Linked DNA regions of Homo sapiens: region 1 is linked to region 2. A link is a loop called in an ENCODE intact Hi-C map of the cell type or tissue named here. Cell type or tissue: endothelial cell of umbilical vein. All regions are shown on one strand. Each heading gives the region's core, and the rest is flanking DNA. Links, peaks and the distances in the headings are about the cores only. Region 1 overlaps LOC105378308 (a long non-coding RNA gene). Region 2 has its middle 280 kb from the start of LINC02672.

The links. A loop is a pair of places that touch in the nucleus more often than their neighbours do. Peaks named below come from ENCODE experiments on the same cell type or tissue, not always from the same donor. Only the 100,000 strongest peaks of a DNase experiment are listed, where the experiment ranks them.
Region 1: a loop joins it to region 2, with 4 times the contacts of the local background. A loop is called at or near these places in 4 of 110 quality-filtered maps.

Annotation. Positions count from the first base shown.
Region 1 is chr10:52,945,820-52,958,262 of GRCh38, reverse strand. It overlaps LOC105378308 (a long non-coding RNA gene), which reads left to right. Exons shown (of 4, transcript XR_945968.3): 2 at 2,240-2,312; 3 at 2,531-2,881; 4 at 5,293-11,836. Among named protein-coding and RNA genes, the nearest start is that of LINC02672, 78 kb to the left of the region's middle. In endothelial cell of umbilical vein, for the core only: a CTCF peak has its summit at 6,247 (motif pointing left); a DNase peak (open chromatin) is centred at 6,242.
Region 2 is chr10:53,307,244-53,319,686 of GRCh38, reverse strand. No RefSeq gene overlaps it. Among named protein-coding and RNA genes, the nearest start is that of LINC02672, 280 kb to the right of the region's middle. In endothelial cell of umbilical vein, for the core only: no CTCF peak of the experiment used is centred there; DNase peaks (open chromatin) are centred at 3,766 and 4,566.

The sequences.
Region 1 (12,443 bases), core at 1,531-9,530, 360 kb after region 2:
GGCAGAGGTTGCAGTGAGCTGAGATCGCGCCACTGCACTCCAGCCTGGCGACAGAGCAAGACTCTCTCTCAAAAACACACACACAAAAGAATATAATAAAATGAAGTATATTGGTCTCGTGGCACTGAGTCTGCTGTAAATAGGTACTCAATAAATGTCAGCTACCGAGGTGCACTTTACTAGTGCTTACCAATATCCAAGTTCTTTTCCTTTCAGGAACATAGATTATATTTCCCAGCCCCCTTACAGTTAGGCTTTGCCATGTGACTAGTTATAACCAATATACTATGACCAAAATTGTCAGCAAAAGTAAAAAAAGAAGACATTTTGTATAGTGGAACTATAAGACTGAACAGCTGTCATCACCCTTGTTTTCTGAGTAATTATGCCTAACAAAGCTATATCTCAATCAAAAGCAACATGTAGCACAAGTGAGTGATCAACTTTCATTCTGTTAAGCCAGAAATTGGTATCAGGAATGCGTTACTACTCTGGATAAACCTAAATTATGTGGCATTGAATAAGGAATTAGATGTAAGGTTGAAAATTGCAATTTGAGAATGCAGGAAGAAAACTGTCATGAAAGGTAAATAGGAGCACAGATTATGAAGCTAACGATCTTGTTCTTTTAGGGAAAAAGAGTAGACAGTTGAATGGTAGTAGACTGTATTTAGCTCTGATACTGGAAAGATTTGAAAGGAATTATAAGAAATGAATGAGCTCAGGAATGAACTGGTCAAATTACAAGCAGAAATAGATGGGAATAGAGAGATATGTGATCCCACCTATGAAGGACAAGCTTGTATCAGATAAACCCATCTAACAAAATCAGCCACAGGTCATCAGAGAGCAGCAGGAAGACAATACTTGAGTGGATGTTATCTGATAGAAAAGAGAAATGGCTTGTGATGAGTCCAATATTCTGCATTGTTTTGCTCTACGTCGGTCAATTTTTCATCAGTGCAAACAAACTGAGAAACTGAATAAAAAGAAACAACCGGGAAGCATGTTACCTTAGCAGAATTTTTACAGTCTTACAGGATTTGGAAGAAAAAAAATGAAGTTCAAGGTACAAAGGAAACTAGGATTAAGGAGTCAAAATTCAGAAAGAATAGAGATGAAGTGGAGACTGATAGCAGCACTTTATCCTTAAGGAGTTTGCTGACTCATAAGTAGAATGGGGCCAAGAGAATGAGAAGTCAAGCAGAAAGCTGATGCTAAGAGGCAGACAGCGCAACGCAACTTTCTGCAGTCTCACAATACTGGTGTTGGTGGGGTTCCCCGAGACCACTCTTGGGCTCAATGAATCACTAGAAAGACTCACAGGACATAAAAGCTGTTGTATTCACGCTTACGGTTTATTACAGAAAAAGGATACACTTTGGGATCAGCAAAGGGAAAAAGGAGTATAGGAGAAATCTGGGAAAAACCAGGAGCATTTTTCAAGTGTTTCCTCTAGTAAAGTCAAACAAGGACTTGGTGCATTCTCCCAGCATCTGTGTGTGACAATATGTTCAAAGTGTTGCCAACCAGGAGAGCAGATCTGAGCTTTGAGTCCAGGGTTTTTATTGCGGATTAGTCACATATATGTGCAGGGCCTGCATGATCGACTATCTACTCAGACTCCAGCCTTCTCACAGCAAAAACAGGCATTCACCATGAATCACACAGGATAAAGTTATCTGGTAACACCGGTCCAGTGTGGCCCAAGGAATCAGGAATACAAAAACAATCTAATCAGGCAGAATATTCCAACAGCTCAAAGGTTGTATCCCAGGGGCTTGGGCAAGGCCCAGTTCTGAAAATCAGCTTTTATCTAGAAGGTACAGGGTTTGAAAAGCTTGGCCTGCTGTTAATCATTTTCTGCATAGTTGGGAAAACAAAGGTTGTGATCGAAATGCCCCCCAAGGATGCTGGACCCAGATAATCATCATAAGTTTTAGCTTATGATTTAGTAGGGGCCTCAGAATGGTTATATAATACGGAGAATGTTTCCCCAAAGGTATGAACATTCTAATCCCTGGAATTTTTGAATTTCTTGGGTTATATGGCAAAGAGATTTTAAGGAGACAGATGGAATTAAGATTGCTAATCCGCTGACCTTGTGATGAGAACATTATGCTGAATTATTTGTTTGAGCCCAAAGTAATCTTGTGATACCCTACCTTGTTTTAACCTGATTGACTCTCACTTAGCTGAGAGAGCCGGACAGACTCCATTTTGGTTTATTCACTTGCAGCCCCTTATCCCCCTCCCTTAAGGACATAACTGGTGCAAGCTGACTCCAAGCACATTCAGGAATCCAATTACTGGTAAGATACTGAGGCAAGCTATATCAGCAGCCCCTGGGAACGCACTTGGTTGATGGTACCCAAAGCCCCTGCATTTATCTCTGTGTGATAGTTTAAGCCCCTGCATCTGGAACTATTTATTTTTTCTGTAACTGTTTCTGTAATCACTTATCTTTTAACTTTTTGCTTGTTCTGCTTCGGTAAAATTGCTTCAGCTAGGCTCCCCCTCCACTTTTTAGACCAAGGTATAAAAAGAAATCTAGCCCCTTCTTCAGGGCCGAGAGAATTTTTTAGTTCTAGCTGTCTCTCGGTCGCCGGCAATAAAGGACTCCTGAAGTAGTCTCGGAGTGTGGTGTTTCTCTATAACTCTCTCGGTTATGACACTTTGGAGGCCCCAGCGAGATCCGCCACCGGGTGAGGGCCGGACTCGTTCCGGGCTCCCCCGGAGCAACGGCGGGCTTACAGGGTAGGCGCCACCTAAAGATGCTCCAGGGCCCCGTAGGCCACCGTCTTCCAGAGGGGAACGGATCAACTGCTGGTGTGCCCAACCAAATTCAACTCCTGAGTCCTCAGTCTCCGGTCCCGGGAAGGTAAGTCAGATCTGACTCTGTCTCCCTGGGAGGGAAATGGCTCTGACTAGGTTTCTCCCTCAGACTCTGTCCACACTCTAGGATGCTGGAGGACAGCGTCCTGGTTTCTGTCAGTCTTCTCTGTTAAGTCTAGTCTCTCTCTATCTCTTCTCCTTCTCTCGTTCAGGTCTCTAGGAGACCTCGGTTTTAAACGGGTATAAAAAATTGTAATAAACTCTGTGAGTGAGTGAGTACATGTGGAGTTCAAGGGCTTGTGCTTGAATTTCTAGTTTGTAGCTCCATGGCGAAAGCTATGGAGTTTCAGAGGGCCCTCACCTGCGGTTCCGTGGCGACCTCATAAAGCTTAGGGCAGCATCGGGCATAGCTGGATCCGAGCCGGGGGTTTATACCGGCCTGCCAATGCCAGGAGGAGCCTAAGTCCCCGCAAGGGGAGCAGCCAGGCAGGCATCTGACTGATCCCATCACGGGACCCACTCCCCTTGTCTGTCTATAAAAATTGCCATACTTGTTTATATACCCCCGTGTCTATTGTCCTGTTTGGTGTCTGTCTAAATTTCGTAGGTCAGGTCATCGATACTGCCCAAGACGACTGGGCAAGGACTTCTTCAAGGTCCTCAGTACAGATCTTCTATCCCAGGAGGTCAAATCTCTCATTAGTCATTTGGGCTGGCCATCCCAGTCCTGTCTTTTCTGTCAGAAACAAATCAGGTGTTGTTATGGGAAAGGGTGTGGAAGACATTCGCCTGTTTGGAATTTCTGGCACCATAAAGATTGCTGGTGTTTGGATTGCCATACCCCACGCCCCAATGACTGGTCCACCTCCTCCTTAGACTAGTGGTGGATCCAATATAGCCACCCTGCTGATCTCCTTGCTCACCTTTTCTGTCATCCTGTAACTTTTCCCATGCCCTTAAATAAGGCACTGTGCAGAGAAACCTACGCCCATACTGCTTTACTCCGTCTGGACTCTTATTTTACCCCTCCGTGGCTACTCGCCAACCTTTGGGAAGATCCGAGTGGCCCCTTTCCTCCTCATCGGCATCCTTTACCCCGCACGTCTCGTTTCCCTGTGTCGCAGCAAGTCCAATGCCTCCAAGACTTGGCTCTGTTCTCCCTCCTTAAACCCTTCAAAGAAAGGGCCGAGTTCAAACTTTTTGCCTTTGAGTAGTGGAAACACCAAAGATATTTGGGCCATAAGTCAAGAAGAAGAAGGTGGGGGTCCCCTAGGTCCCACTGGCTGAGGATCCCACGGAGCCGCCTCTTGTCCTCTCCCTAGATCTCAAAGCTTGAGAAGACAGGCCTTATGTGGCAAGAAGCGTTGGCTATAGCTGTTTTCCTACTTCTTCTGGTTATAATACTTCTGTTCTTCTGATTCAGCAGCCCCCCAGGCCAGGAATATCTCTATCCATGCTGGGTTTAATATTTCTGCTTAAACCTTGTTAATTTGCCTCCAGAATGGGAAACTCTTCTTCCCGGCCCCGTAGAGATTGGCGCACTCTCCAATATATGTTGCAGAATTTCTCTCTAGGCTTCTCAGATGATTACGGAGTCCACCTTAAAAAGGGCAGACTCTGGACACTCTGTGAAGTAGAATGGCCAAAGTTTGGTAACGGGTGGCCCCCAGAAGGGTCACTGAATCTCACAATTGTTCAGGCTGTGTAGCGGGTCATTGCTGGAACTCCCAGACACCCCGATCAGTTTCCCTACATTGATCAATGGCTAGATTTGGTCTGGAGCCCTCCTCCACGGCTCTGCTCATGCACCATTCATGATCCCACCTCCAAGGTCCTTTTGAGCCGGACCAAACTTTTGCCCCAACCCTCCCCTCCCTCGGCTCCTCCTGTACTGCCTCCTTCTGAAGAAGAGGAAAATTTTCTTCACCCATGTCTGCCGCCCTATAACCCTCCTGCTCCCCCAGAATCTTCCCTTGTCTCCTCGACTACGTCCCCTGTGGCCTCTCTCCCTATAGCCACCCAATTACAGCCTTGGCTGGAGGAGGTGGCCCCCCTCCTCCCACTGAGAGAGTCCCAAATCCCCCCGGGCAGTGAGTGTTCTGCTCCATTTTTAGTTTATGTCCCCTTCTCTACTTCTGACCTGTACAACTGGAAGGTTCATAATCCCCCCTTCTCTGAAAAGCCCCAAGTCTTGACCTCACTGATAGAGTCCGTGCTCTGGACCCACCAGCTCACCTGGGATGACCGTCAGCAACTCCTTTTAAACCTTCACTTCTGAAGAGAGGGACCGTATCCAAAGAGAGGCCAGAAAGTATTTCCTTACATCAGCCAGTAGACCAGAGGAGGAAGCCCAAGACCTCCTTGAGGAGGTTTTTCCCTCTACCTGGCCTGATTGGGATCCAAACTCCTCAAGTGGGAAGAGAGCTTTGGATAATTTTCATTGGTATCTCCTTGCAGGTATCAAGGGAGCCACTCGAAAACCCATGAATCTGTCGAAGACAACTGAAGTGGTCCAGGGGCCCGATGAGTCACCAGGAGCGTTTCTAGAATGCCTCCAAGAGGCCTATTGGACTTATACCCCTTTTGACCTGGCAGCTCCCGAGAATAGCCGTGCTATTAATTTGGCATTTGTGGCTCAGGCAGCCCCTGATAGAAGAAAGTTACAAAAGCTGTAGGGATTTGCTGGAATGAACACCAGCCAACTTTTAGAGATAGCCCAGAAAGTTTTTGACAATTGAGAGGTTAAAAAGCAAAAACAGGCAGCTCAGGCAGCTGAAAGGGCTGCTGACAAAGCATCAAAAAGACAGGCAAAAATCTTCGTGGCTGCCATCCAAGAAGCCAAGACAGAAGGGCCCCCATCACAGAGCACTGGCCAAGGGATCCCGGGTCCCTGCCAGAAAGGCCAAAAGCTGAGCAGGCTCCCCTACAAAGAAACCAATGCACTTATTGCAAGCAGATTGGACACTGGAAAATGGAATGCCCATTAAAACCAGAAGAAAAACCAGAAGAGAAAAAGGTCCTCACCCTCCCTGCTGCGGAGGAATCTGATGATTGATGGGGCCGGGGCTCCCTCTCCCTTGGCCCCTGGGAGCCCATGGTGACTGCCACACTGGGGGGCCAGCCTATACGCTTCCTAATTGACACCGGGGCGGAACACTTGGTACTGCAGATACCCTTGGGCAGTGTCTCTAATAAAAAGGTGGCTGTGCAAGGGTCTATGGGAGCTATTCAGGAATATCCTGTCACCCACTCACGAGAGGTGAGTTTGGGACAGAAAAGAGTAACCCACTCATTTCTTGCAGTCCCAGAGTGCCCCTTCCCCCTCCTCAGACGAGACCTACTTCATAAGCTACAGACGTCCATCTCCTTCTCGGCCCAACAAGCTCACATCATGTTAGGGGACACAGCACCCCCTACTGCTCAGCTTCTGCTAACCACCCCTCTGTCAGAGGAATATCTCTTAGTTTCACCCTCACAACTGCTGGGAAATAGTACTAATCCTCTCCTACTGGATTTACAGACTCTGTTTCCCTGAGTCTGGGCCGAATCAAACCCCCCAGGAATGGCAAAGCACCATCTGCCAGTAGTTGTAGAGCTCCTGGCCACTGCTGCCAGTCCAGGTAAAACAATATCCTGTGAGTCAGCAGGCTAGAGAGGGAATCGATCCCCATATTCAGCGACTATTACAAGCTGGTATACTCCCACCATGTGAGTCCGCCTGGAATACTCCATTTTTGCCGGTCCAGAAACCCGGAACAAATGATTACCGGCCTGTACAGATTTGTAGGAAGTTAACAAGTGGACAGTTACCATCCATCCAACTGTGCCTAACCCTTATACTTTACTCAGCCTGCTCCCGCCCGAACATACAATGTATACTGTCCTTGACTTAAAGGATGCTTTCTTTGCTATTCCTCTGGCCCCCAAAATCCAACCTGTCTTTGCTTTTGAATGGACAGATCCTGGCTCGGGAGACACCACCCAATTAACCTGGACTCAATTACCCCAGGGTTTTAAAAACTCCCCTACCCTTTTTGGGGAAGCCCTCCAACAGGATCTTATACCATTCTGAGCCAGTAACCCTCACTGCACTCTTCTCCAGTATGTAGACCACCTGTTATTGGCTATTAAAACTACTGACAGCTGCCTGCAACATACTAGGGACCTACTTTACCTCCTTCAGGAACTCGGGTATCGGGTCTCGGCCAAGAATGGCCAGCTTTGTCTTCCCAGAGTTTCCTACCTGGGGTACGAGATAAACAAGGGAAAAAGGGCACTCACCAGTGCTTGAAAGAAGGCCATCCTGCGAATCTCCACTCCCACCACCAAAAGACAGGTACATGAATTCCCGGGGGCTGTGGGACAGTCACCTATGGATATTAGGGTTCGCGGAAATCACCAAGCCCCTTTATACCGCTACTGGAGTTAATGGCCCGCTAGTTTGGACTGACAAAGAAGAACAGGCTTTTCTAAACCTGAAAAAGGTATTAACGGAGGCCCCTGCTCTTGTCCTCCCAAATATCTCAAAACCATTTCACCTTTTTGTTCATGAAAGCCAGGGAGTCACTAAAGGGGTACTCACTTAGACTTTGGGACCATGGCAATGCCCAGTGGCCTACTTGTCTAAGAGACTAGACCCTGAGGCCTCCTGGTGGCCAAGTTGTCTGTGAGCTGTAGGGGCAACAGCAAGCCTGGTCCAGGAGGCTGATAAACTGACTCTGGGCCAGAATTTAACCCTCACGGCTCCTCATGCCATAGAGAATTTGCTACGAAGTGCCTCTGGCAAATGGATGTCGAATGCTCGCATCCTGCAGTATCAGAGCTTACTGTTAGATCAGCCTCATTTAACTTTCTCTCTCACAAGGTGTTTAAATCCAGCTACCTTGCTCCCTGATCCACACCTTACCACACCTGTCCATGACTGCCAAGAACTGTTAGAGACTACAGAAACTGGGCGACCTGATCTCCAAGATGTGCTTCTAAAGGAGGCAGATACCACTGTGTTTACAGACAGCAGCAGCTTCCTTAAACAGGGAGTACGAAAGGCTGGTGCGGCCGTTACTATAGATTCATATGTACTGTGGGCCCAGGCACTGCTGGCAGGTACTTTGGCACAAAGGGCTGAATTGGTTGCCCTCACTCAGGCCCTCTGATGGGGTAAGGACAAATGTATTAATATCTGCACTGACAGCAGATACGCTTTTGCTACTACACATGCACGTGGAGCCATCTATCAAGAGCGAGGGCTACTCACCTCCGCGGGTAAAACTATAAAAGACAAAGAAGAAATTTTGACCCTGCTTGAAGCTGTTTGGCTCCCTCAGCAGGTGGCTGTAATTCACTGCAAAGGACATCAAAGAGAAGACACGGCCGTTGCTCGAGGTAACCAAAGAGCAGATTCTGCAGCTTGAGAGGCAGCTCGGCTCCTGGTCGTGCCTTTCACCCTGCTGCCCGCTGTGTCCTTTCCGCAACCAGACTTGCCAGGCCACCCAGAATACTCCCCAGAGGAAGAAAAACAAACTTCGGATCTTCAGGCCAGTAAAAATCAGGAAGGTTGGTGGATTCTTCCTGATTTCAGAATCTTCATGCCCCAAGCTCTCGGGGAAGCTTTAATCAATCATCTACATTCTACCACCCATCTGGGAGGAGTAAAACTGGCCCAGCTTTTAAAGAGCCATTTCAAGATCCCCCACCTTCAGGACTTAACTAACCAAGCAGCTCTCCAGCATACGGCTAGTGCTCAGGTAAACGCCAAACAAGGTCCTAAACCCAGCCCACGTCACTGCCTCCGGGGAGGCTCGCCAGGAGAAAGGTGGGAAATTGACTTTACGAAGGTAAAACCACACCGGGCAGGATATAAATACATCCTGGTGCTACTAGACACCTTTTCTGGATAGACTGAGGCATTTGCCACCAAAAACAAAACTGCTACCATGGCAGTTAGGCTTTTATTCAATGAAATCATCCCTCGACATGGACTGCCTGTTGCCATAGGGTCTGATAATGGACCAGCCTTCACCTCGTCCATAGCTCAGTTGGTTAGCAAGGCATTAAACATTCAGTGGAAACTCCATTGTGCCTATTGACCCCAGAGCTCTAGACAAGTAGAATGCATGAACCACACCCTAAAAAGTACTCTTACCAAATTAATCTTAGAAACTGGTGAAAATTGGGTAAAGCTCCTTCCTTCAGCCCTTCTTAGAGTAAGATGCACCCCTTGCCAGGCTGGTTTTTCACCTTTTGAAATCATGTATGGAAGGGCTCCGCCTGTCTTGCCTAAGCTAAGGGATACCCATTCAGCAGAAATCTCACAAGCTAATTTGTTACAGTACCTGCAGTCTCTCCAACAGGTACAAGACATCATCCAGCCACTTGTCCGGGGAGCACACCCCAATCCAGTTCCTGACCAGACGGGACCCTGCCACTCTTTTCAGCAGGGTGACCTGGTGTATGTTAAAAGGTTCCAGAAGGAAGGACTCACTCCTGCCTAGAAAGGATCTCATACTGTCATCCTCACCACGCCGACGGCTCTGAAAGTAGATGGCATTCCTGCTTGGATTCATCACTCCTGCATCAAAAAGGCCAACAAAGGCCAGCAAGAAACATGGGTCCCCAAGCCCGGGCCAGGCCCCTTAAAACTGCGCCTAAGTCAAGTGAAGCCACCAAATTTATTCTTTTTATTTACCTCTTTTGTTTGTTTATGCCTGTTATGCCCCCTGCCCCTTCCTACTCTTTTCTCCTCACCTCTTTCATGACAGGACGTGTTTGCCAACACCACCTGGAAGGTGGGAACCTCCAAGGAAGTCTCTTTTGCAGTCGATTTATGTGCTTTGTTTCCAGTGCCTGCCCGTACCCTCAAAGAGCAATGCAATCTGCCGATCATAGGAGTAGGGAACGTCGACCTCGCTACAGGGCTTGGACACACCGGAAGCCAGACTGGATGTGGAAGTTCCAAGGGTGCAAAGAAAGGACTCCAGAGCATTAACTTTTACCTCTGTCCTGGAAATCACCCCGACTCTAGTTGTCGAGATTCTTACCAGTTTTTCTGTCCTTACTGGAGGTGTGTAAACTTGGCCACTTACTCTGGAGAATCAACGAGGTCCTCAACCCTATCCATAGCCCGCACTTCCTGTTCTAGACAGTGTACTATGGGAAACTGCAATCTTCTTACTATAACTGTCCATAACCCTAGTTTAACTCAGTGGTATTACGGCATGTCATGGGGATTAAGGCTTTATATCTCAGGATTTGATGTTGGAACTCTGCTCACCATCCAGCAGAAAATCCTGGTCCCATGGAGCCCTCCTAAGCCAATCGGACCATTAACTGATTTAGGTGACCCAATGTTCCAAAAACACCCAGACAGGGTCGATTCAACTGTCCCACCAGCATTCCTGGTTCATAGACCTCAGCTGCAACGACAACACCTCCAACCCAGTCTGATGTCCATTCTGGATGGGGTACATCACCTCTTTAATCTCACCCAGGCTAGACTAGCCCAAGATTGTTGGTTATGCCTAAAGGCCAAGCCCCCATATTATGTTGGATTGGGAGTAGAAGCCACACTTAAAATTAACTCTTTTTTTGTCATACATGCCCCCATGTCCTTACACTAGGAGACATGTCAGGGAACGCCTCCTGTCTAATTAGCGCCGGGTACAACTTACCTGCTTCTCCCTTTCAGGCTACCTGTAGTCAATCTCTACTTACTTTCTTAAATGCCTCAGTCTCCTACCAGGCACCCAACAATACTTGGTTGGCCTGCACTTCAGGCCTCACTCGCTGCATCAACGGGACTGAACCTGGACCTCTCCTATGCGTGTTGGTTCATGTACTGCCCCAGGTCTATGTCTACAGTGGGCCAGAAGGACAACCTCTCATTGCCCCCCGCTGAGTTGCAGTTAAGGTTTCGCCAAGCTGCCCCACTCCTTGTACCCCTTCTAGCCGGCCTTAGCACAGCTGGGTCAGCAGCCATCGGCATGAGTGCCCTGATTCAAGGAGAAACTGGATTAATATCCCTATCTCAACAAGTAGATGCTGATTTAAACAATCTCCAATCAGCCGTAAATATACTACATACCCAGGTAGAGTCTCTAACTGAAGTAGTTCTTCAAAACTGCCGAGGCTTAGACCTGCTATTTCTCTCCTAAGGAGGTTTATGCGCAGCACTAGAAGAAAGTTGTTGTTTCTATGCAAACCAGTCTGGAGTCATAAAAATACTCTTCAAAGAGTTAGAGAAAATCTAGATAGACGCCAGCAAGAACGAGAAAATAACACCCCCGGTACCAAAATATGTTCAACCGGAATCCATGGCTAACTACTCTAATTACTGGGTTGGCGGGACCTCTCCTCCTCCTCTTGTTAGGTTTAGTCTTCAGGCCTTGCATGTTAAATTGGTTTCTTAACTTTATAAAGCAACACATAGCTTATGTCAAACTTATGTATCTTAAAACCCAATATAACCCCCTCGTTATAACTGAGGAATCAATCATTTGATTCCCCAAAAACATGAGTGGGAAATGTGATACCCTACCTTGTTTTAACCTGATTGACTCTCACTTAGCTGAGAGAGCCAGACTCCATTTTGGTTTCTTCATTTGCAGCCCCTTATCCCCTTCCCTTAAGGACATAACTGGTGCAAGCTGACTCCAAGCACATTCAGGAACGCACTTACTGTTAAGATACTGGGGCAAGCTGTACCAGCAGCCCCTGGGAACGCACTCGGTTGATGGTACCCAAAGCCCCTGCATTTATCTCTTTGTGATACTTTAAGCCCTTGCACCTGGAACTGTTTATTTTTCTGTAACTGTTTCTGTAACCATTTATCTTTTAACTTTTTGCTTGTTCTGCTTCTGTAAAATTGCTTCAGCTAGGCTCCGCCTCCACTTTTTAGACCAAGGTATAAAAAAAAACATCTAGCCCCTTCTTCGGGGCTGAGAGAATTTTTTAGTTCTAGCTGTCTCTCGGTCGCCGGCAATAAAGGACTCCTGAATTAGTCTCAGAGTGTGGCGTTTCTCTGTAACTCACTCGGTTCCAACAATCTGTGATTACAGGGCCCTTATATGTTGAAGAGGGAAGCAGGAGCGAGAGCGTCAGAGACAGAAAAGCAGATGTGATAAGGGAAGCAAAGTTTGGAGTGAATTGGGCCAATGTTTTTAAGCCTTAGAGATTGAATGCTTTTGAATATAGATGATGGACCCCAAGCTAAGGGGTAAAGGCAGTCTCTTTCAGAAGCTGGAAAGAGCAAAAAGCAAAAAAAAAAAAAAAAAGAAATTCCCTAGAATTTTCAGAAGGAAGATATCACTGACAACAGCTTAATTTTAGCCAAGTGAGACTCATTTCAGTTTAATGATTTCTTGATGTTTGAAATGCTTGTTCCCTGGTGCCATAAAGAAATTGCACTTGAACATAAATTTATTTAGTAAGGCCATTTTTACTTCCTGCGGAAAGGGTACACTCGCAAGCAGTTTTGCCACAAAGGTACACCGAACAAAGGAGACAGGGTCATTTATAACCTGATGCGTCCACCCTACTGCTGTGTCTGGTTTCCATTGGCTGGAACGGGACCTCACATTCTGTATTTGTCCCGATTGGCTAGCCACTTAGAA
Region 2 (12,443 bases), core at 1,361-9,360:
TTGTGTTTTATCCTCCATGAATCTGCAAGAAAGTCTGATTCTGGTTTGAAAATATGCGGGGAAGAACTGTTCAAGTGTTTAAAACATACTAACAGTAAACACAAAACAGTGGCCCATGTTTTCAAGGAAGACAAACTAGAGTAATTGCTGTCTGAACTGAACATCTATTTAAAACTTTTATTGGAAGAAATAAGTATTTATTGATGTCCACGGATTTGCTAGGTGTTTTACATATGCTCTCTCATTTAGTTGCGCCAGAACATCTGTGAGGTAGCCTATATTCTCTTCAATTTACATGGGGAAAAACAGACCAACAAACCTGCGGCTCAGGAAGGTTACATAACCTAAGGAAAGTCACAGAGCAAGTAAGCACCAAATCTAGATTTCAACCAAAGTTTCTTTCTTCTATTTTACCCTCAGGGTAGAGTTAAAACTGAGGAGTTTTCAGTGGTAAAATGTTGTCTTTATTGAAAGTAAAATGTCACTTTTCTTGCAATCACCGTCACTGTACTTGGCTTTAAATAAAATTTCACAGATTTGAATTAAATGTTTTTTGCTACTGCTTCTGCCTCTTCTTCCCTTTTTCCTTCTTCCTCTTCATTTTTATCTTCCCTGAATCTATACTACATAATAGTGTTTTCCCCAGTGTGATGTCTGCATGTATTTTTATAGTCATCTGAACACTCAAGAGGTGAAGGCAATAATTTTACAAAGGGGGTATTTGGCTACAGATAGGCATTTAAATAATCTTTACACTACACCATTCTAATAGCTAGCTTCTGTGTGCACTTCACGCCAGGCCAAATGTTTTAATATTTTATGGCTTCACCATTATTTTCTCAATGTATACATAGTGTAGTGGGTAGGAATGGGAAAGAATCAATGGGAAAGAATTATACTAATTCATGGTCCCTGTCTTGATGCTGTGAATTACTTCAGACAGCATTACAATTCATTGTACTAAATAACATAAAATTTATAACGCCCATGATACATAATTCCAAGTATACGGATAATTTGTTAGTTTGTTTTGTCTTTGTTTTTTCTTTTTATTTTTTCCATTAATGTAATCAGGTATACTTTCTAAGGAAAAATTTCAAACAAGGTTTTGAAAAAGACAGAATAGAAAATGCATTTCTGGTTATTAAAGACTGGCCTTGTCTAAGCAAGGCATACTTCAAGTCAAAAACAAGATGATTTGACACAGAGAATAGTGAAAAGCAGATTTTCCATGTCACCTTTCATGTCCCACTGCAAAGAATGTGCACTGTGGAATTATGACCTTGGGCTACTTATTTGCTCAAAAATATTTTTTTCTCATTTCTCAAATGAAGATAATGAAGATGTGCAGGTTTATCTTGAAGAATGAAATCAACTAGTATTTTTAAAGTGTTTTGCACTATATCTGACAAATAGTGGGCATTTATTTTAATCTCTTTTCTTGTCACTCTTATTTTGAGGTCATAGTAAAATATAATTAAAACCTAAATAGTTATACAACTACTTTGAAAATGGTTTAGGCCCCCAACATTTGCTTGACAGAGTACAACTTAGAGTGAATTTTTTCCAATCCCATGAATATCTGAACATTGTATTCATGCTAAGGATAATTTCGCGACTTTCATTTTCAGTTTTAAAATTTTATTTTTATTGTTAAAATTATATAATATAAAAATTTAAGATAATATTTTATTCAAACACAATTTAAAGAGAAATATCCATGCTAAAGACAATGTTTAGCCATAAAACCTATGACCAGTCTCTATGAACTATATGATTCTAAACCTGAGTCTAAAATCTACATCAGCTACCACTGTGCTTCCCTGGAATTTTCAGGTCACAATGTCATATATCTTTTAGGACATTTAACCATGTTTGGTGTCTAAGTTGTAGATCACAGGGTAATGCTTGCTTTGATTTGCTAGTGCCAGGTGGATAGATTCTGACTTACAAACTGACTGATTTCTCACAACATCCATTCAATTTGGATATGGAGCATCTGAACTAAATTGCGGGATTATTGTGAGAAAAAGATTTCTTTCTCCTAACAAATGTCCCTGAAAGCCAGTGACTCTTTTCTAATTATGATCTAACTCTCTAGGTCTTTGTATCTTTATTTTCTAAGTAATGAACCAAAACACCAACATGAAAGCAGGGAAGCTATAAACGATTATTTTTTAAGCCTCAAGCTCCTTTTCATCTATTCATTGCACTCAATGTCATGCTGTGATTTCAGGTTGTTCCCATTGCTTTGGCCTAATTTCCACAGGGCTAACTGGGTTTTGTCTACATGAGTCTTTCCTTTCCTCCTGAAAACCAAATATATGTACCTTTCATAACTCAAGCTAAGTTCTAAGTTGATTTGTTTATTACTATTCAAAAGCTATTGAATTTCGCCTGGAGGCAGCTAGTATATTACAAGTGAACAAAGAAACAAGCATGGAAAAGTAAGCATAGAGCAAAAAGATAAATTCGAGACTTTTTTTTCACATGCTATCATTTTCCAAATTATGTTGTATTTTGGAAACATTTTTCTTAAGCATAAAATTGTCAACCTTCATCTACTCCATAATACTTTTATGAAAAATATTACCTCTATTGAATAATAGCTTTTCTTTAAAATGATTATAAGATAAGAAATAGATCCTCAGGTAACTACATCAGACCCAAATAGTACCTCGAGATTACTAATACAATGGTGTTTTTATTGGTGTGATTTTTAAGGATTTTTCAATGTAAGGAATCTGAATCGTTTATGTCATAGAATGTAGAGAGAGCTATTTGTTGGTTTAAAATAACAAATCAAACACAATGCACTTTAAAATTATTGTCTTCTGACCAACACCCAAGTTACTGAATGGCTATTTTAATTCATATCCCATGGGTTATTAGTTAGGTTGGGAATCATTTCACGATTTTATTGATCATTTGTATTTCTCCCAGAGCCAGTTCGTATCTCCATTTACTTCAAAGTTTCCTGACAAAAGCATCTTAAGAAAGTATCTTAAAATTGTAGGGAGCAGGCTATCTTCAGTGTATCAGAAGGAAGAGCAAAGTGAGGAGGCATATTCCTAAGTCCATTTCTATTCTACTTTCTAGCACTAGACATTATTTTTTTCCCTCTATAGTCTCTCTTTGTCTCAGACTTATTATTTTAGAGCCCACATCCTCTACCCTTGAGATGTTTTGTTTTAACCAGGTTCTTCTCATATTTCCTCTAGAAATATGAAAGGACAGAGGAAATTTTTCCCAGGTTCTTGTCTTCTTTCTGGTAAAAGAACATCTGGTGAAAAATGTAAAAAAGCTAGTTTTTCACTTTTAAAAAGTAAACTACCAAAATTTCAATATTACATAATATCAAGCTGAAACTTCACAGAAACTGAATCAAACATTTACAACTGATTCTGTTTTATTAAACAATCAGTTCATTTAGGTAATAAGATAGTAATTATTTCATGTACTAAGGTATCTGACTTGACCTGATTATTCCAGTTGCAACAATCAGGTCAGATGTTTAATACATGTTGCTCAAATAATGATAAGCTCTCATTTATCAGCTATTTATTCATATTTTTCCACTTGATTCTCACAGTTGTATGACAATAGTACTGTTATTGTTCCCAATAACAATTTCAGAGATGGTTAAACTAAGGCTGGTTAAATAACTTCTCAAAGGGTGAAAATTAATATTAATAAATGCTAGAAGCATTTTTGAAGCTATGTAGCCTAACTTTAGTGCTGAAGTTTTAAACCATGGTATAATGCTGCCACCCTGAGCCAAAGACAGATTTACATTAGATAATAGTTTGACAGTATCTTTTCATATGTAGGGCCAAAGTGGCTAGTTAGGAACAATATACAGTGGAATAATAATTTAAAAAGCCATATACTATAACAGTTAAGGCTTATTCCAAGAAGACAAATTAGGAGACACATTGAATATTCAAACATAATCCATTATACTTATAGAATAAAGGAGAAAGAATATATGATAATTATGACTTTTAGACAATCTTTTTAATGCTATAACTATTCATAGTCAAAACTGTCACCAAACTAGGAAGAGAAGGAAACACTTTCATTCTAGTAAAGGGCATGTTCAAAAAACCTACTTCTGACATCATGCTTAATAGCTAAATATTGAATGATTTTTATCTAGGATTGGGAAAAAGCAAAGGTTTTTTACTCTAGCCATTTCTATTGAACATTTTACTAAAGGTCTAGCTATTGGTATCACAATAAAATAAGGTAAAATCTTAGAGATTTGAAAGGAAGAATTAAATCTTTATTAGAGTTTCCTTTTCTCCACATCCTCATTAACACTTGTTTTGATCGTGTTGTGCACAGTAAGTACAGCCAATTTTGTCAATTTTAAATAGCAATAAATGTGAAAAAAATAAACTATCAGATGGCATGACTGTTTATACAGAAAATCCCAAGGAATCTAAAAAACAACTGTTAACAATTAATAAGGGAGTTTAGCAATGGAGTTACCAAGAACTGTGAAGGGTCTCAGATTTTATTCTACTTACAAGCTAACAAGTTAGCCTGTCACTTTTTTTTCTCTTTGGCAGAAGGCCCAAGACTCCTGGGTCACAGACAAAGAATTTATTACTCATGACAACAGCAGCTTGCTGCAAATGTAATGCTAAGAAATGGCTGAGGTAGAGAATGGTCAGAGTCTTGCATTCTTGATACACTCAACAAAAATGTGTGGGGAAGTTCAGAGCCCATGGTGGACTAGTTCTTTCAAGAGTCCCTGTGTACGAGGATGACATGCCAAAAAACACAATTGTACATTTGTATGCTGGCAATAAAAAAATAAAATATATATACTTAAAAATTCAAATTATGATAGAATCTATAAAATATATAATTTTTGAAATAAAATATAAAATTTACCAGAATTCTACACTAACTACAAACTATTGCTGAAAAAATTAACTGAGACTTAAGTATATGGAGAAATATAGCTTATTCGTGGCTTAGAAAACTATTTTTTTAAATGACAATTCTCTACAAAGTGTCTCTAAATATTCAACGGAATATCAATTATATTACAAACAGGAATTTTAGTAGAAACTGACCAGCAATTTTTAAAATTTATACAAGATGCAAATAACCTAGACTATCTAAAGGAATTTTGAAAAAAGGGAAAAATAGTTGAATGGCTTATACTACTTGATATCAAAACTTCCTATAAATTCATCATGTAAAGACAGTGTACACACTGGTGAACTGACTGGCAAGAAGATCTTGGAGCAGACTGGAAAGTTCAAAAATAGACCCATACTTTTACAGGTATTTGGTATTTTACCAAAGAGCCAAATCAATCCATTGGGAAAAGTAGAGTCTTTTCCACAACCAGTTCTGGAATAACTGGCTGTCAATAATAAGAAAATAAACTTTAATTCCTACCTCATTTAATACACCAAGATTTTTGTGGGATTTATTATAGATTTAAACATAAAAGCCAAAATCATAAAGTGTGTGAAGGAAAATATTAAAGCATATATTCATAAGTAGGGGGTAGGTAAACATTTCTTAGAGCATTTTAAAAAATCATAAAGTAAGAAAAATTCTGCAGGTTATATATCAAAAGTAAAAACTTCTGCTTATCAAAAGACACCATTATGAAAAAGAATAGGGAAGTCACAAACTTGAAAAAAATGTTCAGAAAATATGCATCTGATGAAGGACTTGTATCCAGGACATATAAATAACTCATACAAATTAATATTAAAAAAAGAAAAATTCAACAAAAGTGGGAAATATTAAACATTAGATAAAAGAATCTATGACAATAACAATAAGCACATGAAAGTGTGTTTATCATTAATCATCAGAGAAATGCAAACTATATATACATATAATTTATGTATGTATGTGTGTATATATACATTTATGTGTGTGTGTATATATACACAAACATATATATTTATGTAAATATATATATATTTTCCTTTTTTTGTTTTTGAGACAAAGCCTAGCTCTATTGCCCAGGCTGGAGTGTAGTGGCATGATCTTAGCTCACTGTAACCTCCATCTCTCGGGCTCAAGCCATCCTCCCACAGCCTCCCGAGTAACTGAGACTACGGGCACGTACAACCATGTCCAGCTAATTTTTTGTATTTGTTGTAGAGACAACATTTCACCATGTTGGCCAGGATGGTCTTGAACTGGTGAGCTCAAGTGATCCTCCTGCCTCAGCCTCCCAAAGTGCAGGGATACAGGTGTGAGCCACCACGCCTGGCCAGAAATGCAAATTGTATTAAGTTAAATTAAAGCCATCTACAAAAGAGTACATATGTACTGGCCAATTATATAAAATTCTAGGCTGGAGAAACTAATTTCTGGAAAAACTCAGAAGAGCTAGTCTCTGGTGGAAAGAGGGTCAACAGAGATTTACTGGAAAGGGGCTTGTGGGAAATGTCTAGGGTGATACTCACATTTTACATATTCATAGAGATTTTGGTTACACAGATGTATATATTTATTTATACTCAGCAAATACACAAGATTTAGCCATATTCTTTTATGTAAATTTTACATCAAAGGCAAAAAAATCTGTAAATTAATATTGAGATCTCATGTTCTGAGATCTGCAATTAGCTTTAAAATGCATCAAAAATTAGATGGCTAGAGGAATGGCTAGATGTGTGATAAATCAAATATAATAAAGTATGAATGATAAAATCCAGGTGGTAGATATGCACAGTCATTGTAAATTTTTTTCTAATTGGCTCTATGTTTAAACTTTTATAATTAAATATCGGGAAAAAAAATCTATCATGTCAATATTATCTTGAAAATATACCACCCCCTATCCTCACCTTAACAAAAAGCAAGGGCAATTGCAACTCAAAATGTAATGAAGATACCAAACTCCTTTGTTATACTTCTGAGCCACCTTATTATTTGACTTCCTTCCCACAGCCTCAGGATAGCTGCAGAACCTAGATATTATGTCTACATTATGAGCAAGAAGATAGAAAAAAAGGTTGGAGTTATTGTACTGAAGGAGATACTGGCTGAGAAAAAAAAAATTCTAGAAGCCTTATCCAGAAAATTCTGACTAAAATAGGATCACATGACCTGAGCCGCAAGGGATCCTGGGAAACCTCTACATTATAAAAAGGGAAGGGACATGAAGATTGAATGGATTTTGAGTAGTTAATCCTCGGTGTACACCACACGAGTTACATCCAGATATCTGATAATCTCTGTTTAAACGTTTGTATTTAAAGAACAGAACTGTAAAGAATGTGATTGGACTCTCTCTGTAGGATGCGCCTTCTCCATTGAGAGATATCAAAACAGGATGACAAAGTAGGGACTTGGCCATTTTGTTGAAAACCATTGAATGTTAGTATTGGTGGGACTTTAGTTCAGTCTCTCCACAGAGAAATCCTCTAAGCTTCTGCAGTGGTTGAGAAAACGAGATCAGGAGTGATAAATCTAGCAGCCAGCAATAGGAAACCCAAGCAGGCAAGAGCTTTGGGTATCTCACTCTTGTTGCCATAAAGTGAATTCTCCCATTCCCGAGATCCTTCATTCAGAAGCACAGCTCAACTCAGTGTCCTTGAGCCCAGGACTTCAGACAGTAAAATTCTGCTGGCATTGAAGAAGACACAGTTATTGGATGGCATGGATTCTGGGAAGGTGTCTAGAGATCTGATTTTCTTGAGGGGTAAGGTATGTCTCCTATAATTCTTAGCAGTCTAGTAGCTTTTACTGGCTTCCCCAAGTCCACTTAGGTTTTAGCTCCTGCGTTTTGCCAAATCATTTGGTACAGTTCCACCTGCTTTCTTCTTCCAAAATTTTCCTATTTCTTGTTATATACTACTTTTGGCCTTCTCTGTCTCTGCTGCCTCTTAGTGATGCAAAACTTCCTTAGATTCATACCTCACTCTGAGGCTTTTTTTTTTTTTCTTGGAGCACTGAAAATTTTCTTTAAATCAAGAATAGTTGGAGTTTTCTGACTTTTGAGGAACATTCCATTTAAGTCTCTCTTTTTAACTGTCCTGTTCTCTTTTGTCTGAGATGGGGTAATTCAAGACATTTTACTAAATAAATCAGTTGAGAATATGACTTCTAAAATATCGACAAATACTTCGAAAAGCAACTCAAGCCTGTTTACTTGGTATGTCAAAATGCATGGTTAGTACCATAAATTAATTTTGGAATCATACATATTAATGTTCAAGCCTGGGTCCAGATTGTCTTTGTGCAAATTAGGCAAAGACATTCCCCTTGAGTGAAGGCACTACCAAAACAGTCCGGCTTAGGAAGAGGAGTATGGGTTGAATGGAGCTAACCTCCACATAACACAACACACCAGTACATGTTAAAACCTGAACAAACAAATGTGGGGACCTGCTGGGTTCCCATCTCTTACAGCTATTAACTTTGGGCAAGTTATTTAATTTACTTGAATTTTAAGTACTCATATACACAAAGTAATTATAATGGTATCCAATTAATAAACATTTATGGAAATTTTATGAGAATCAGATGAAGTATTTTTAATAATAAATCAGGTATGGTACTTAGTATTAGCTCCCATTGCTTTATCACTTACGCAACAAACAACAATTCAGATTTTTTTTACATTATGTTCTTCAGATTAAATGGAACCCTATGGCAATGTTTTATTCTGAGCATAAATATGTGTGCAACCTGTTGAAAGGAGGAGGTAAGAACCAGTATACATACTTCCCTAGTTGTGGATAATCTAAGATAATAATTCATTGTACTGCACTGCTACTGAACTGTGATTAAGGCAATAATTTATGATGATTTTTTAAGTCTATATTTTATCTTTTTGGAACAGAACATAATGATATAGCTTTGAATTATCCATCATTTTCCATTCAGATACCCAGAAATCACATTTTCGTAAGTAATTGGTAATAGGTAATATCATTTTTGCTTTTTTTTTTTTACAACATTTTGTTGTTGTAGGGTTTTCCTATAGAAAATACATGGTTTCTTAATGTTTTATCTCATTGCCTTGTCCAAAGAAAACGAAACGTGGAGGGACATTAGATTTTTAAAAATCCAGTTAACTGATAGGTTGTATACTATATTAATACTGAAAACATGATCTGTACTGTCAATTTTTCTCTCTTTCGTCTTCTATTCTTTTTAACCACACACTCTCAGTTGGAAAGAAGCAAAGAAAAATTTGAGATGTGTGATATGTACAGGCATTTATTTCCACAAATATATATTTTCATAAAGCATGTTTTAAATCACAAAATTTTAAAAATCTGTATGAATTATATTTTAATACATTGGGAACTACCTTATGTTTTCCCAATGAACATTTTTAGGTGTGCAGAATAATAAGTACATTGATTTGAAAATGAACAAAGAAAAAAGGATGAAGATCTAATATGGATATTTTAATTTTTGGAACATTGACATTTAACTTGTCATTATTTGTTGCAAGCTGGCAAAATTGTTTAACCAATGGAACTACATTTCTGATGTAATGGTTACATTTCTGATAATGTAAGAGATTTATTCCATAATAATAAAAACAGATTTTATATGTGATTTTATGATAACATCTGTCTATGTAGTACATGAAAATAAAGGATCATTTGAAAAGATAAATACAAGATACAAGATATTTAAACATATATTGATCAGAATCAATTCAGATGAGTTAATTTTAAAAAGATGGATTCAAAAAGGGACCTTCCCTTAAGAATGTCACATTCTATAAACATACATGTATTTTATAACATGTTTCACAAAACATTTGAAACTTAATAATGCTTTTTAGAGCAAGTGAAAATATAAATAAGAATATAATAATAAGAATAGGGGAGGATAGTGGAATATGAGGATGCTTGTGGCAGAAAGAAGTACATTAAAACAGCACTGTGTAGCTAAAATAAGGTGTTACAGAATAAGATGGTCACCAAAATAACATAACACTCAATGGGTGTCATATGTTTAATTGTTCATGATTATCTGTATTATTTTATGTGTGATGGCATTCCAGTCATAAAACTGGTTTATATGTTGACTCTACATGATTTGTAATACAATATAGTCAGAAACAAAAATGTAAAAGCAGAGTGAAGATAAGACAGAAAAGACTTCAGAACTCAAACAGCAGAAGAATCACCTACTTCTAGCCCATTCACAATCTGCTTCTATGAAATGCAAAAGCAATGCCTCTGGTGATGACTTTGATTACCTTATCAGTTTCTTCTTAAACAGATCCAGGCCCTATCATTCTTTAAAGGAAAACAGAGTGAGCACTGGCCCTGCTCTCTCCCACTCACATGCCATGGTTGTGGATGAGCCACTTTATTTCTGCAGGCTGAAGTTTCTGAAACAGGCTCAGTGATTATTTTGAAGCACTTTAGTCTCTAGCAACTGAGAATTCAATTTTTCTTTTCTTTTTTTCCATTATGTTAGCGTTTATCCTTTACAAGGTCAGCACCATTTATAGATAGTGCTGTACAAAACACATTTTAAAATTGGTGGAACGGACATAGAACCCTAACCATGGAGAATAAATTTCCAGCTAGAAAGTTTCCCCTCCAGCAATGCAATCCCAAACAGGTATTTCAGACCTTTAATTTTCACCTCCCTGCAAAATAAGTTTTTTCTTAATACTTAAAGAAATCCCTTAAATCATTCCAAAGTTCAGAAAAGAAAGTCAGTGCTTGATACTTTAATTAGCAGTAATCGTCAGTCATCTGTAAAGAATAATGGCATCAACATAAAGAAGCATAGATGGTTACCTAGGGGAATTCTTAAGCAATTGCAGACATTTTCAAAATGAAAAACACTAGATGCAGTGTCTGATTTTTGCAATCTCTGCATTTGCTGTTTATCTAGTGAAACACTTATAGTCTTCCTTCTTTCCCTAAAAAATGGCTAAAGACTAAAGGACAAAGAAGCTTTCCTGTCCCAATTTTGCTTCTAACACCTCTATTTATTTATTTTGTGAGCTCTCTCCTTGCATGTAATGTATAATTTATGTAGTAGTTACCTCCCTCATGGATACAGCACAAAGATTAATGAGTGTTGTCTTTAAAGTTATTTCTTCATTATCATCTTTCTGCATAGTGGGAGGTTGGCCTTGTCTAAGTAGAAATACTTATAAGCTTTGGAAGTGTTGTCGCACTTAGGGAAAGAAGGATTTTGTACAACCTGGATATGTTTCATTAGCTGATGGATCATAACGTCTCTAAGATACTAGGAATATTCTACCTCTATCCCTTTTGAGAGACAGAGGAGTATAAACTTCAAAAAATATGTTTATTAATGAAAATTGATATATATAGTTGCACAAAGCCCCCAAAAGTATAATGCAGTAGTATTTGACATTATAATGTTAAGTTATAAATGTTAAAGTAGCTCCCTCACCATATTGTGTGACTCTGAGCTGTTCTCAAAACAAACAACAAAATTGAATGTTCATTTATTCTCTCAATTTTCTTTTAATTCATTCAATGAATTTGTATTCTTTGCCTGTGTTATGTTTTCTGTTTCTATCCAGGTTGCTCTTTTCCTTCATGAATATCTAGGTCCCCTATATTTTCTATCACAAGATTTAATCCTTCTGTTTTCTGGTTGAATCCTAAATCACAGTCAATACACTTGAGGTTCTCCATAAGATTAGGAATTGCTGCTTTTGTTTATTTTGTTTCTTTCCACCACATCTCATATGAAATAAACTGTTGTAATATCATTTCACTATCTTTCTCAATAGACAAACTGGCTTTTAGCTGGGTGCTTTGCTTCTAATATAAAATATTTCTTAATATCTCTTGTAACAAGTTGTAACCATATGATTAAGTACTAGCCAATAAGGTATTTATGAACAAATTATAATGTTTTTCCAGGAAAATTCCTTAAAATGAAAGGAATTTTTTCAATAAATATTCTTCCATAAACTATTTAGAATATCATTGATTGTCTGAAACTGTAGCATCCATGTTGAACTATTTGGAGACCTTATAAATGGAGCAACAAGATAGGAGAAGCCTGCTTCCCTGACAGTAGCCATTGGCTGTCTACTTGTTTATTTCTTTTCCATGACAGAGGAGTAAACTTTTACTTTACTTAAGGATCTATTTTTTGGAGGTTCTGCTTGGTTCATAAACAAATATAATTTTAACTAATACAACCTAGTAAATTGCTAAGCATATATTATAACCTAAATAAAAACATCCTGATTATTTGACTTCAATTTTTTTAGGGCTATGAACATAGGGCTTAATCCAAGTACTCCACGGATAAAACAGACATGACTCATATAATAAAAAAATGTTAGACCGAATATTTTATGATTGTTAAAACTGTTTGTGATTTTAATAGATACTCACACTTGAAAATTATGAATATAAAGATTACAATGAATGAGATAATATATAATAAAACAAATACAAAAATCATCCTAACAAAATTATCCA